Linked DNA regions of Homo sapiens: region 2 is linked to region 1. The links are chromatin contacts, found by Hi-C or POLR2A ChIA-PET in ENCODE. All regions are on one chromosome and are shown on one strand. Each heading gives the region's core, a stretch centred on a gene start or an enhancer-like site at or near the end of the contact. The rest is flanking DNA. Distances are from core to core; before and after follow the strand shown.

What was found. A loop is a pair of places that touch in the nucleus more often than their neighbours do. ChIA-PET counts read pairs that join two places held with the same protein, here RNA polymerase II (POLR2A). Pooled maps may share reads with other maps.
Region 2: a map with no recorded cell type shows a loop between it and region 1 (1.9-fold over the local background). The contact joins two enhancer-like sites. A Hi-C loop is called at or near these places in 4 of 37 single-sample maps with no recorded cell type and 5 of 50 pooled maps. POLR2A ChIA-PET finds 5 or more read pairs at or near these places in 1 of 52 experiments (K562).

What each region holds. Positions count from the first base shown.
Region 1 is chr6:106,797,995-106,800,553 of GRCh38, reverse strand. No RefSeq gene overlaps it. Among named protein-coding and RNA genes, the nearest start is that of LINC02532, 12 kb to the right of the region's middle. RefSeq lists an enhancer at 1,226-1,520. Within about 2 kb of position 1,278, at least 8 of the 41 ENCODE cell types and tissues checked have a DNase peak (open chromatin) inside an H3K27ac peak, as active enhancers do.
Region 2 is chr6:106,712,262-106,714,820 of GRCh38, reverse strand. It overlaps LOC105377927 (a long non-coding RNA gene), which reads right to left. Exons shown (of 4, transcript XR_942841.3): 3 at 734-877. Among named protein-coding and RNA genes, the nearest start is that of LINC02526, 18 kb to the right of the region's middle. Within about 2 kb of position 1,278, at least 2 of the 41 ENCODE cell types and tissues checked have a DNase peak (open chromatin) inside an H3K27ac peak, as active enhancers do.

The DNA of each region.
Region 1 (2,559 bases), core at 29-2,528:
TGCCTGTCTCTGAGGTGTCCTGCTCCTCACCCGCCAGTCCTTCCAGGCTCAGGTCCAGCCCTGCCCCACATGAAAGCCCTTCTTAAGCCCTGGGCGACTTTCTTCTCAGAATTTCTCCAGTTTGCACATATGCAGTCTCATCTTGCTAACTCTTTCAGGAGTTTTAGCTTTGACCCCTTAACTAGCATAGACCACTGGGCTGTTCCTCCCACAGATCAGCCAACAAAGGGGCTGCTCTCAAACAAACTCCCCTCCCCCACGTGAATGATGCTTTTTCCCTTTGGAAGGATCTGGATCCATCATTGATTAAAATCTTCACGAGGAGGTCTTTGAGGGAGGACGGCCAGTTCCAGGGAGTGGCCCCTCTCAAAATCACCTGGCCTTCCGGAGTGAGCTGGAATCGAAGCTGAGAGTTTGGGTACTTGAATCCACAAACTATTAGGTTGGTGCAAAAGTAAATGTGGTTTTTGCATTAAGAGCAATGGCAAAGATGGCAATTACTTCTGTACCAACTTAATATGTTTCTTTTGTCCTAGAAATAATCACAGACCAAGATGAGAAACACAATCTGCTCATCAGCCTTTCCCAAATAATGGATTGAAACATTTTACTAGCTCAAAGCATTTCAAATCTGTATGGAGATTTTGTTTGGTTTCTAACCATTATTCTCTTGCCAGGCTGGGGAGCAAGTCTTCTGAGATTTAAAGAGTTAAGACTGGTTATGTCTACACATCCCCGGATAACTTAATTATTGACCCAGCTTGTAAATCATTCATAGCTTTCCAGAGATATCTATATACTTCTGCTGGCAGCAAATGAAATCCTGGGCTATTTGTGGAATGGTGGTTGGGGTCAGGGAGAGTGTGAAAAATTAAGAATAACAACACTTCCTTTCCTTCCTGAACTTTAATTGCCCCTTTAAATAAAGCCAAGGCTTTCTTCCTTTGCCACCTTCTCAGAGCACCTCAGTTAACTGCCAAGAAGGCTCTGGTTTCACTTGCCATTCTCCATGTCATGCCACTCAAGGATACTAGGTGACTTTGGTTTCATTTAGGAGTGAAGTCGCTGGGATCAGCCGTCTTGCCTGGAGTCCCCCTGGGTTACAGCCAGGGCTTTAGGAATGCAACATCTTACATTTTAGGTAACTCTTCTAATCCTGTCCCTAAGGGGCTGGATAAGAAATGATGGCTTTCAGCTGGCCTGCCAGTGAGGCATCTAGGCGGGTTTGTGGTTAACCAAGGCCACACACCCAGTGAGCAACAAGATGGGGTTTAATGGTAGCTGTGTCTGGTGGGGGCCACACCTCTGTGGTGTCTGGTGTCAGCCAGGCCTGCGTACTTTCAAATCAGAGGAGAGGTCCGGTCAGGGTTCCCAGGCTGCAGGGTCAGGTCCAACGCCTGTGAAAACAGACACCCAAATAATCAAAGACCTGCATTCCTGTGTCTAAATAGCAGCTAATCCTCACTCCTTTGAAGGAGCAGAAACCACAGGTGACAGTGAAGCCGTCAGTAGAATCAGCCACCTGGTTTGTTTGTCCCCAAGTCCTATAGTTCTCGGAGCCCAAAGGAACCTTAATAGCGTCTCAGTCCATTTTACAGACAAGAAAAATACAGGGTCAGAACACTTTTATTGCAAATTAATACAACCTGGAAAAAGGCTATTTTATTCAAACCAGAAAAGAAATTAATGTCAAGAGACTTTTTTTTTTTTTTTTTGGAGTTTCGCTCTTGTCAGCCAGGCTGGAGTGCAGCGGCGCAATCTCGGCTCACCGCAACCTCTGTCTCCCGGGTTTAAGTGATTCTCCTGTCTCAGCTTCCCAAATAGCTGGGATTACAGGCGCCCGCCACCACACCTGGCTAATTTTTGTATTTTTAGTAGAGATGGGGTTTCACTATGTTGGCTGGTCTCAAACTCCTGAACTCAGGTGATCCACTCACTTCGGGCTCCCAAAGTGCTGGGATTACGGGCATGAGCCACGGTGTCCGGCCGCAAGAGACTTTTTAAGGTAAACAGTTGAATATTTTAAATGCCAAAAGCTGATGTCGTAATTTATTAAAGCCAGAGGCAAATCTTTCTCAACTTGTTCAGTCAACACAGTCCAGTTTCTAGTCAGTTTCAGCTGAGTGTGTCTGGAAGCACATTTTCCCTCTGGGGAAAACTACTGGCCTAGCTGGGCCGCTCCTTAGGGCTTTAGAGTTGTCTCTTTGTTTTCCTTGAATGTGTAGTGGCTCATTGGTGTGGGGTGGGGAGGAATTCAGACGAGGAGATCTGCAGGGGAATTTTCAATAAGCTTTGAGTGTTTTATAGGCATCCTTGCAGACCACACTATAAGATGTGGCTTTGTGACCACCCATCCCCTTACAGAGGCTTCTAAGAGGCTGAGATTTCAAAATCAAACTTCACAGGCAGGCGGACTCAAAGCCTCGCATCAACCAGCCACACACCACCTTTCTCAACAACCTCATTTTGCACCTTTGGAGAACATCTGTTAGAATCAAGCAAACCCTTTTCCCAAATTCTACTCTTGCTTGTTACCATTTCTGGCCAGTTGTTTTTACA
Region 2 (2,559 bases), core at 29-2,528, 86 kb after region 1:
TGTCATCCTCTTGTCATATGCTGATACATGAGTAATGTATGTTTGGATTATTGATTGCATCCAAGCTAGGATTCCTTTGTGGCATCAGCAGAAGGACACGGTGACCACAGAGGTCCACCTCAAGTTACTACCTTTTGTGAAGTGATAATGGGGTGCACAGCCAGGTGTAATTCAAGCACATCTTCCTACAGGCAGTGGGTGGTTATGGCTGCACTGCTGTCGCTGTATTGCTTGCAGCCTTAATGGGAATCTTTATTGAAACGGAAATCTAATTCCATTTAGGTTAATAATATGCTCACTCAATCTTCCTTCCCAGAACTAGCCTGATCTTTACACCTTCTGAGGGGAAACTGGCAGTGATTCCTCACTGCAGGTGGATATCTCATCAGATAAAGCAGGGTTAGGAAAAATTTACATTTTTACTCCAAGCCATTTTGGTTGCTTTTTTTCATAATGAAAGTGCAGTAACTCTCTCTTATCTCTGCATGCAGTGGTGGTAAAAATGTGTAGGACCACAGTAGTTGGCATTTGTCTCCCAGATAGGCCAGCCTGAAACTTGGGAGTGGAATGAGCTTGTATTCAAGCTGTTGTTAACCAGGACTGTAGCTATTCATTCCAGCTCTACTCTTTTCATCCAGGCTATTGCATGATCAATGGCTATGGGAATAACTTACAGGGCCAAAAGAGGGTTCTGGGAATGTGATAATTTGGATGCAATTTCTATCTTTCCCACCTCCGACTCCAAAAGTTCTTCCTTCTGGACTCAAACAGCTGCTAACTCCTGTGGATGGCTGGGTGCCAGTGAGGCCTCAGGCTTTGGTGGGTTCCAAGCATACAGAATTGTAAGCTTCCTTCTTCCAGTGGGCTGGGCAGGTGCCTAGAGAATAATGTCAAAGGTGAACAAGGGAAGACAGTCAATCCTGAGTGGAGAGGGGCTGTCAGGGCTAATGTCAACACAAGCCTAGTGTGACTGTGCTGGGTTTTCCTAGCTGAAGGGGCCAAGGAGGAGCTGAATGGGAGACTGAGTCCTCTACCTGGAAGCTGGGGCAGTGTGAGAAGTTTGGGGAGTTTCCTACAGGTGATTAGCAGGGGGCTGGCGGCTTCTACAATTCAGTCTGTGGGGACCTTCTGCCACCCATGGGGCTCCCGCCACTTAGAACACACAAGCCACCAAACCCTGAGACCTATGAGCCCACAGAAAAAAATAACAACCCATTTTAAAAAGGGCCAGCAGCCAGAGAGAGAGGAGAATCAGTTAGAAAAGCAGAACACACTCCCAGCAAGCTAAAGCTTGGAGAGGAGTGTCTGAGTCGGGGAGGGGTGGGGATAGGAGCTTAAATGAGAAAATAGCAACTTTTGGTGGGTGGAAGGAGAGGGAGAAATAAGATTCTAAGGGGCTAATGAGGGGAGGAGAGAGAAAGTAAAATGATCCTAAAGCTCTCATCTTGTTAGAGTGAAGGGATCAGGAGGAAGCAGAAGCATCTCAGTGGGGTAAAAGATGAGTATTGGTGAGGATAATAGTGTCTTGTTTTCAAATGCTGGTAGAGGAGTATGTGTCAGAATGCAACCAGGAAAGAATAATTTGTTCAGGCAAGCTAATATAAAGGAAAGAGAGAAAAAAACACTAAAAATAAATTACAGAAAAAGTAAGCTGGGGTGGGCATGGTGGCTCACGCCTGTAATCTTAGCACTTTGGGAGGCCGAGGCGGGTGGATCACTTGAGGTCAGGAGTTCCAGACCAAACTGGCCAACATGGTGAAACCCTATCTCTACTAAAAATACAAAATTAGCCGGGCGTGGTGGTGCATGCCTATAATCCTAGCTACTCAGGAGGCCGAGGCAGGAGAATCGCTTGAACCCAGGAGGCAGAGGTTGCAGTGAGCCGAGATCATGCTACTGCACTCCAGCCTGGGCGGCAGAGTGAGACCTTGTCTCAATTAAAAAAAAAATTAAAAAAAAAGTAAGTTGTAAGAAATAAAATCAAGTACTATATCAGTCACACACAAAATGTGAAGACTAAATTCTTTCTTTAAAAGACAAACTATTCCACTGGATTAAAAAAGCAAAACCTATTTATATAAGAAACACAATTAAAATATAGTAATAAAAAAGGCTGAAAATCAAAGAGTAGGCAAATGCAAACAAAAAGAAAGAAGTAGAAATGTTAATGCCTAGTGGAATTTTAGAAGAAAAGCACTACAAGGGGTGACTATGTAATGATAATATAAGAAATACTATCATTAAGGAAAATATAACAGTGAAAAGCCTTTAGGTACCAAACAATATAGAAGCCAAACCTAAAGCAAAAACAATCAGAAATGCAACAACAACCCAACAAAACTGTACAATGAAGGTGAGGGACTTCAACATATTCTCTCATAAGTGAACAGGTCTAATAGATAAACAATAATTAAGGACAGAAAGGAATTGACTAATATGATCAATAATATTGACTTAATGGCTATATGTAGACATTATATCCCTCAAATAGAGAGTATCATATTTTGCTGTGTTTATGAAACACGAAAAAGAATAAAAAATTCTGTATTTGATCATAAA